3 separate regions of the Homo sapiens genome follow, and regions 1 and 3 are each linked to region 2. Evidence: chromatin contacts called from ENCODE Hi-C data. All regions are on one chromosome and are shown on one strand. Each heading gives the region's core, a stretch centred on a gene start or an enhancer-like site at or near the end of the contact. The rest is flanking DNA. Distances are from core to core; before and after follow the strand shown. Region 1 has its middle 410 kb from the start of CHAC2. Region 2 has its middle 360 kb from the start of CHAC2. Region 3 has its middle 320 kb from the start of CHAC2.

What was found. Hi-C counts contacts between places; a loop is a spot of excess contacts on that map. Pooled maps may share reads with other maps.
Region 1: a map of PC-9 shows a loop between it and region 2 (2.2-fold over the local background). The contact joins two enhancer-like sites. A Hi-C loop is called at or near these places in 3 of 168 maps with a recorded cell type or tissue (HepG2, PC-3 and PC-9).
Region 3: a loop to region 2 is called in a pooled map, with 4 times the contacts of the local background. The contact joins two enhancer-like sites. A Hi-C loop is called at or near these places in 1 of 168 maps with a recorded cell type or tissue (tibial artery) and 1 of 50 pooled maps.

The regions. Positions count from the first base shown.
Region 1 is chr2:53,352,291-53,355,292 of GRCh38, forward strand. No RefSeq gene overlaps it. Among named protein-coding and RNA genes, the nearest start is that of CHAC2, 410 kb to the right of the region's middle. Within about 2 kb of position 1,306, at least 4 of the 41 ENCODE cell types and tissues checked have a DNase peak (open chromatin) inside an H3K27ac peak, as active enhancers do; they include PC-3 and PC-9, where a contact is called at or near this core.
Region 2 is chr2:53,402,731-53,406,238 of GRCh38, forward strand. No RefSeq gene overlaps it. Among named protein-coding and RNA genes, the nearest start is that of CHAC2, 360 kb to the right of the region's middle. RefSeq lists an enhancer at 1,172-2,371. Within about 2 kb of position 1,426, at least 3 of the 41 ENCODE cell types and tissues checked have a DNase peak (open chromatin) inside an H3K27ac peak, as active enhancers do; they include PC-3 and PC-9, where a contact is called at or near this core.
Region 3 is chr2:53,443,815-53,446,887 of GRCh38, forward strand. No RefSeq gene overlaps it. Among named protein-coding and RNA genes, the nearest start is that of CHAC2, 320 kb to the right of the region's middle. Within about 2 kb of position 1,782, at least 2 of the 41 ENCODE cell types and tissues checked have a DNase peak (open chromatin) inside an H3K27ac peak, as active enhancers do.

The DNA.
Region 1 (3,002 bases), core at 56-2,555, 51 kb before region 2:
GACTTGTAACAGTTGTATATATTTATGGGGTTCAGAGTGATATTTTGATACATACATATGTATATGTATATATAAAATATGTAATGATTAAATCAGGATGATTAATATAGTCGTCACCTCAAATATTTACCATATCTTTGTGTTGAGAACATTCAGAATTCTCTCTTCTCCTATTTGAAAATATACAACAAATTATTGTTAACTATAGTCACCGTACAGTGCTATAGAAAACAAGAACTCATTCCATATATATAGAGAAATATTTATATATATCACACACACATGCACACATATTCCTCCTATATATAGTCCCCATATATGGGAGGAATATACGCACATGTAACTGTAATTTTGTATCACTTAACCAACAGTATTTCTACATCCTCTCCCTGGGCCCTAATAACCACACTTCTGTTTTCTACTTTAATGAGCTTCACTTTTTTAGGTCCTACATATAAGTGAGAACATGCAGTCTTTATTTTTCTGTGCCTGACACTTAACAGAATGTACTCCAAGATATTCATGTTGCTGAGAATGACAGAATTTTGTTCTGTTTTATGGTTGAACAGTATTTCACTAGGTATATGTACCACATTTCCTTTATCCCTTCATCTGTTGATGAACACTTAGGTTGATTCATATTTTGACTACTGTGAATAGTGTTGCAGTGAATATGTGAGCGCAGATATCTCTTCAATATACTGATTTCCTTTTATTTGAATAAATGCCAGTAGTGGGATTGCTAGATCATATGACATTTCTATTTTTAATTTTTAAGGAACCTCCATACTGTTTTCCATAATGGCTGTCCTACTGTACATTCCCACTAACACTGTATGAGCATTCCACTTTCTCTGCATCCTTGCCAGTATTTGTTATTTTTTGTCTTTTTAAAAATAACCATTCTGAGGATTAAGATGGTGGATGGGAAGCAGGACTAGCTTGCAGCTCTCAGGCTTGGACAGACAGAGCAGCATGTAGAAAATCACATCATAAATTTTGCTCCAAGAACTACTGCAGCAACATACCAGAAAAGCTGAGAGAATCCACCGACCCTTTGAAGGAACTGGATTGCCACTGCAGGCTCCCTGACATGCTGAAAAACTCTGAGTCTGCTTACTTTCTCAGCAGGGAGGCTGGTGGTCTGAGGTGAGCTCTCAGCCTTGGTCACTGGCTGCCTGGAAATAGACTTGGTACTGTTGAGGGGTACATAGTGGGAGTGAGATCGGCCTTTGGGACTGCAGGCTGTGTGGGAGCAGGGTGAGTCCTGTGACTGCTGGCTTTCCCTCACTTCCCTGATGACCTGTATGACTCAGCGGAGGCAACCATAATCCCCTTGGGAACATAACTCCATTGGCCTGGGAACCACACCCCTATCCCCCACAGCAGCTGCGGCAAGCCCTGCCCAAGGAGAGTCTGAGCTCAGACATGCCAATCTAATAGTTGTTTTGTTTTTAGTTGTTTTTTAACAGAGATTTATGGCAGGATTAGTTCCAATCATTTCTGTTCCAATGCAAGGCAGTTGTTGAAAGTCTAAGTCTAGTTGGCCCCTGAAATAGCACATAATGTTTTTGGGTGGTGAAGATGAGATACCTTTAACAATAAAGCTCCTCTCACAGTAGAGAAATGGCCACATGGTCATTAAAAATTATACTATGTCAACAGAATGAAACGCAAAACTATGTCTACCCTATAATTACATCATCGAAAGATTACATATGGGAGTGTAAAAGGCTGCAAATATTTTTAAAATACAAATATGTTAATCTATTAGTCAATAAAATTTATTTTAAATTTTGTTACTATTTTTATAATAGTGTTCAGACAATACATATTTCTTTCCAAAAAAATAGACAAACAATAACAGTAGTATAAACACTTTTGAGTATTAAGTTGCACAACTCTTGATAAAAGAATTCAGCAAAATTTCCGAATACAAAATTAATATACACAAATCAGTAGTTCTTCTATACACCAACAATGACCAACCTGAGAATCAAATTAAGATCTCAACCCCTTTTACAATAGCTGCAAAAAAAAAAAAAAAAAAAATACTTAGGAATATACCTAACCAAGGAGGTGAAAGACCTCTACAGGAAAACTACTAAATACTGCTTAAAGAAATCATAGATGACACAAAGAGATGGAAGTACATCCCAAACTCATGAATGGGTAGAATCAATATTGTAAAAATGACCATACTGCCCAAAGCAATCTACAAATTCAACACAATTCCCATCAAAATATCACCATCATTCTTCACAGAATAAAAAAAAAAATCTAAAATTCATATGGAACCAAAAAAGAGCATGCAGAGTCAAGGCAAGACTAAGCAAAAGGAACAAATCTGGAGGCATCACATTACCTGATTTCAAACTATACTATAAGGCCATAGTCACCAAAACAGCATGGTACTGCTATAAAAATAGGCACATAGACCAATGGAACCGAACAGAGAACCCAGAAATAAACCCAAATATTTACAGCCCCCTGGTCTTTGACAAAGCAAACTAAAATGTAAAATGGGGAAAGGACACCCTTTTCAACAAATGGTGCTGAAATAATTGGCTAGCCATACATAGGAGAATGAAACTGGATCCTCATCTTTTTTTTTTTTCCAACTTTTTTTTTTCTTTTTTTTATTATACTTTAAGTTTTAGGGTACATGTGCACAATGTGCAGGTTACTTACATATGTATACATGTGCCATGCTGGTACGCTGCACCCACTAACTCATAATCTAGCATTAGGTATATCTCCCTATGCCACCCCTCCCCCCTCCCCCCACCCCACAACAGTCCCCAGAGTGTGATGTTCCCCTTCCTGTGTCCATGTGTTCTCATTGTTCAATTCCCACCAATGAGTGAGAATACGCGGCGTTTGGTTTTTTGTTCTTGCCATAGTTTACTGAGAATGATGATTTCCAATTTCATCCATGTCCCTACAAAGGACATGAAATCATCATTTTTTATGGCTGCATAGTATTCCATGGCGTATATATG
Region 2 (3,508 bases), core at 176-2,675:
CAGTTTGGGAATGCTAAATTTTAGATACTTATTATTATCCAAATGGAGTTGTTGAGGAGGCACACAGATATATGTGTCTGGAGTTCAAGGGAGAGAAAGCAAAAAGAGATCTCTTGAAACCAAGAGAATCTTGCAAATAAAAGTTCATGTTTAGGAAAATGACCAAAATAGTAAGACAAAATGTCTAAACCCGAAAGGCCCAAGAATGGGTCCTGAAGAGAGTGATGTGGTATGAGGGGCTTTCCAATAACCCACCCTACAGTCTGAGAAGTTTTTCTAAAATGGAGGCCTGATTATGCTATCCCTCTGCTCAGGACTCTTGTACAGCCCCCAGGCTCTAAGAATGCAGTGCAAACTCCTTAGCATGACTTGAACCCTCATCATCTATCCCCTGCTTAATGATTCATTCAGCCTCATTTTTTGCCACAACATTCCTCCCAATCCCTTGCCCCCACAAAAGCATTCTCCAAAGAGGCTGGCTGACTTTTTAAAACTCAACACTTATAGCTATCTCTGATTTTTCCCTTCCCCACTCTCTTACCCAGACTAACCCCTATTGCTCTTTCAAGTTTCTGATAAGATATTGTCTCATTCCTTATTCTCATTGCCTTTTAACCCACTAGGTTAGAAGCTCTGTGAAAGGCAATGTATTAGTTTTTTGTAGCTGCTGTAACAAATCACTACAAAATTGGTGGCTTACAACAGTAGAAATTTATTCTTTCTCAGTTTTGGAGACCAAAAGTTGGCTGTTTTGGTGGGCTGAAATAGAGTTGTGGGAAGGGCCCCACTCCAGATGGAGGCTCTGGGGGAGAATCCTTTTTGTGGCCTTTTCCTTCTTCTGGAAGCTGTCCTGCCTCCGAGGCCCACGGCTCTGCACCTCCCCTTGCTTTATCATATTGCCTTCTTCCTCTTCTCTCACATTCCCTCTGCATCCCTCTTAGAAGGACACTGTGATTTCATTCAGGGCCCACCCAGATAATCCAGAATATTCTCCCCACAACAAGATCCTTAATTTCATCACATCTGCAAAGTCTCTTTTATTATATAGGGTAACATATTCACCGGTTCTGTGGATTAGGACTTGGATCATTATTTGTGGTCATTATTCAGCCTACTACAGTCAAGACTGGCTGTTCTATTCATCACAATATCCCCAGCAGCTAGTGCTGCATCTGCCATATAAGAACCCAGTTAATAGTACTGAAGAATACGTGAATGAATTTAGTGAGTTTTTATCACCCGAATGCCTCATTAATCTTCCTCATAGACACAACAAGAGATAAGTCATTACAGTAGTCACTCTTCTCCGTTTCACTTTCTGTGGTTTCAGCTACCCATGGACAACTTCAGTTTGAAAATATTAAATGGAAATTTTCAGAAATAAACAACTCACAAGTTTTAAACTGGGCATTTTCCTGAATAGCATGATAAAATCTTGCACCATTCTACTCCATCCCACCCAGGATATGAATCATCTCTGCCCAGCATATCCATGCTGTATATGCTACCTGCCTGTTAGTCACTCAGCAGTCATCTGAGTTTCCTTGTGATCACTAGATTACAAGAAAAAGGAGGGTGAGTATGGTGCATGAGATATTTTGAGAGAGACCACATTCACATAACTTTTATTACACTGTATTGTTACAATTGTTCTATTTTATTATTAGTTATTGTTGTTAGTCTCATACTGTGCCTAATTTCAAAGTAAATTTTATCATACATATGTATATATAGGAAAAAACATAGTATAGGGTTTGGCAGTATCCATGGTTCCAGGCATCCACTGGCGTCTTGGAACATATCACTCACAAATAAGAGGGGGCTCCTGAATCTCTTATCAACTTATTTTTGATAAACAAAAAGAAGTTTTCATTTGATCAAACAGCTTTTTCTCCTAGTATCAGATTTGACAAAGTTTATTAAGCTAGGGAAAAAAAAAATCCTTCGTCAGGTTATTGAGATGAAATACAGAAAACGGCACTGGGGTTCTTATCAAACTTAAATCTTACTGTAAACTTCTAATTGCCTCCCCAAAATGCAAATAATAAATCCTTTTGGGAAGACTATAGCTTGCCGTGAGAATGGTTAATAAGGGTTGGTGTGGGGGATTCAGTTACCAGGAATGAATGAGGTCCTGGGAGTCCAGGTCCCAAGGACACATGTGAGGTTTAATTTTCTCATCTTTATCATCCCAAAATGCCCCCTTTCTGATTAAGTCCCAGTAATGTTCCCTTGCATAACACAGTTCATTTAAAAGTTTAAATTCATGAGAAAATGATATAAAGAAAATATAAAACACAGCTAAGTAATTTTAAAGAAAATGTGACTAAGGGCTACTCATGGTACATGACTATGGTACATGTCTACCCAGAATAAAAACATTTCCCATCTTCCCTTCCAGCTAAGTGCAGCCAGATGACGAGTTGCTGAAAAATGGAGTATAAATGGAAAGCTGTACGTAAAACTTCTAATAAGTGCCCTTAAAGGAAGAAGAATGATCTTTTTCTCCTACCTTTTTCCTTACTCCTGGCTAGAGAGTAGGCATGATGATTAGAGTTCAAGCAGCTATCTTGGAACATAAGGCATCAAATTAAGAATAACAGAGCACTAAGAGAGAAGAAACTGAATCCTGATAATCATGCAACTACCATAAAAATCCTGGATTCCCTACCTCTGGAGTCCTCTGTGTTGAACAGAAATATACTTCTACCTTATGTAAGCCACTGTTATTTGTATTTATCTGTTATGTGTAGCTGAATCTAATCCAAAGTGATTCAGAATGTGGATACCTGGAAGTGGGCACCTAAAAAATATCAAGTATTGGCTTCTAAGGTGTGGTGGGTAGTAGGTCACAACAAATTATTAGAGGGTGGAAATCTAGGAACCCTCTTTTCATGATGGCACAGTTCCCTCATAACATGGTGGCTTGTTTCTAAGAGAAAGCATCCTAGAAAGACAGGTAGAAGCTGCATCACCTTTTATGATGTTGCCTTGGAAGTCACTTGGTGCCATTCTGCCATACTCTTTTGTTGAGGCAGTCAAAAGGTGCAAGTTTCAAGGAGAGGAAACAGAGACTCTACTTCTTGATGGGGAAATAACTGCTTATTTTGTAAGAAGAACTCGTAGGATGGAAGATATTGTTACATCCATCTTTAGCCAGGGGAAGGTCTATAACTGTCTATACTTCAGAATACAATTCCTGCCCTACTCCCCCCAACAAAACAGCAAAAATAATAAGTGATGTGAAAGATTCCATGGGGCTTACTAACCATTGTCCTCAGAGATGTCCTTGCATGGAAATAGAAAAGAAAAAACTTTCCAGGAGCAAATCCAGAGCAACACAGGACAATGGATGAGGGAGTTCCTTCCAAAGAACAGAATCAGAGGTTTTTGGGTGGCTAATCAAGGAACTTATCCCTCACATTCCTGCCTGCAGGGAATTTATAATTACTAAGGACCAGTGAATGATGGTTGTTTCCATTCTATCCATTTCTAAATGGGAGTTTTT
Region 3 (3,073 bases), core at 532-3,031, 41 kb after region 2:
TCCTAATTTCAATTCTTTTGGATAAATACCCAGAAAGCAGGGTTGCTGAATCACAAGGTAGTCTAATTTTGATTTTTTGAGAATCTCCATGCTGTTTTCCATAATGACTGTACCACTTTGCATTCCCACCCACAGTGTAAAGGGTTCCCTTTTCTCCACATCCTCCCCAACATTTGTTATCTTTTTTATATATAATAGCCATCCTAATAGATATGTGGTGATATCTCATTTTGGTTTTAATTTGCATTTCCCTGATGATTAATGACTTTTTCACATACTTGTTGGCTGCTGAGGCTCAGAAAATGATACTCCAAAGTGAAGACCTCAGAAGCAGCTTCAGAAGCAAAATCCCTTTCTGACCTCCTCCTGTCTCTCAGCCTCATTCTCTCCCAAGGCTAGCCTTAAAAACTAGAATCCCTGTTCTCTCCAGGTGGGTCATAGACACCAGAACCCCTTTTCCCCAAAGCCAACATAAAACCTAAAAATACCACTCTAACTTTCTCCCCACCTTTCTCTGTAAGAACAGACATAAATAAATAATCTGACCTACCTTGACTGTAGGTCATAAGACTCCCATTCCAGAGAGTGTCCTCCCTCAGACCTGGAAATTAAAAATGCTGCATAGAGCAGCCAAGGAGAATCTGGACACAGGCCTCGCTTGGTTTTCCCCAGCCCCCCAAATCAGTCTATTACTATTAGATCATACTCCTTTTTGTCCAATCACATTTCTACATGACAGTCTCTACTTCATCAAACCTAAGCCCAAAATCGGATAGCCTCCCCTGTATCTTTGGGTCTTCATTCTGAAAGATTCTGTGTCACAAAGAAACTTGATCAAATAAACTTCTTACGCTTTTCTCTTGTTAACATGTCTTTTGATATGGGGTGTTGGCTGTGACCCTTATGATGGGGAGGCAATGGATCATACTTTTTCTGTCGATACATAATCATTTGTATGTCCTCTTTGGAGAAATGTCTATTCAAGTATGTAGCCCATTGTTTTATTATATTATTAGGTGTTTTTGTTGCTAAGTGAAATAAGCCAGTCACAGAAGAATAAATACTACATGCTTCTACTTATATAAGAAATGTAAAGTGGGCTGGGCACGTTGGCTCACACCTGAAATCCCAGCACTTTGGCAGGCCAAGGAGGGCGGATCACCTGAGGTCAGGAGTTTGAGATCAGCCTGGCCAATATGGCGAAACCCCGTCTCTACTAAAACTACAAAAATTAGCCAGATGTGGTAGTGCCTGCCTGTAATTCCAGCTACTCCGGAGGCTGACACAGGAGAATCTCTTGAACCCGGGAGTTTGCAGTGAGCAGAAATTGCGCTACTGCACTCCAGCCTGGGTGACAGAGAGAGATTCTGTCAAAAAAAAAAAAAAGATTTGTGAAGTGGTCAAACTCATAAAATGGTGGCTGCCAGAGGCTGAGGACACAGGGAGGGAGAAATGGGAAACTGCCAATCAGTGGGTATATACCTTCAGTTATATGACATTAGTAAGTCCCAGAGATCTGCTGTAAAACATCGTGCCTATAGATAAAAATATTGTATTGCATATTTAAAATCTGTTAAGAGGAAAGATCTCATGTTTAAATGTTCTTATCACAATAAAATGGAAAATATATTTTTAAATATAAAATAAAAAACAAAAAACAGAGGAACAGAGTGAGTCTGCTTTACCACTACTGAATGAGAAAGATGATGAGCAGGGACAGTAGGGAGAGCTGACTAAGCAGCAGTGTGGGCAGGGCCCACGTAAGTTCTGCAGGCTGAGTCACATTTTCAGATCTTATTTAAAGATCTTATTTAAATAATTTGTAAGACTCTCCTGGTTGTTTCTGATGCCTATAACTAAGCCTTAAATGACTAGCATAAAAGCAGTATTTAGTAGAGCTGGTATCTCAGGGAGAAAAGTCACCATCTGCCCAGAAAAAAAGGAAATAAGGAGACTCAGCTCACAAGGACAGATTTCTTTCAAAGGTCAGCTACAGCGTTGCAAGCAGAACTCGTTTGCCGTACCCATTATCTATATTGAGGGAGTGTGGCTTTGGCCATATTTGTATGATTAAGGAGCTAATGAATCACCTTGCAATAGCTGACCTTCGAATTAGAACTGCTTGATAGTTCCTGTCAGAGTCAGTGGTTTGCAAAAAGCAGCTGCTTATAAGTAGTCAACGTAATAAGCTATGTTTACTAGGAGCTTGGACCAGAATGCATTAAAAAAAAACAACAACAACTTTAGTTGTCGAATTCTCAAATAGTTATAATATTTGTAACTTATTTATAAGTGGAGATTTTAATTTATAGAGTATTTCCCCAACATATTTTCTTATAAGATTCCATACTTAATAGCAACTTCAATTATTTTTCAACTGCATCATCTTAAAGTTCTTTCCAGCATAAGAAACTTTGGCATCGTATTCATAATAGGAGAGACTTTAAAATATGATACTATAAACACTTTGGCACCATAGCTCCTTATTGACATAATTTAAATGGACTGTAAATATTTAAAAATCCAATATTCATCTCTCAGTATTAAACTAAATTTAAAACTAGAAAGGAGAACAAGTTTCCAGTCAAAACTGGCCCCTTCATTTTTCATATTCATAAAAATGAGAGATACAAGTTTTGCTCCATGGAAATGCAACAGTAGACTATTGTTCTGAGACTAGGCTCAAATCACCTCCAATTCTAGCCAGGCAATTTCCATAACATCACACAGCTTCAGGTGCCTCATCAGTGAAATGAAGTTAACATCTTTCTTATAGAGTCGTTTCAAGGACTGGATGGCAAATTGTATGTGAAAGAATCTAGCAAATTAGTATTCATTTGACAAATATTTTTAAATCTACATCTATCTACTCTTAACTTTTCAACATGCAAGAACAAATAGAAGCCACAAAATTTCTTTCAACCTAGAGAAGGGCAGCCTCTTGATTTCAATACCTTTCATGTCTTGAATCTGTTCTTCACATCTTCTGAAACCCACACAACATCCACTGGCACAAATCACTTTATTAAACATTGCTGCTTTTTGTAGAGCTGAGATATCCACTTAATATCAA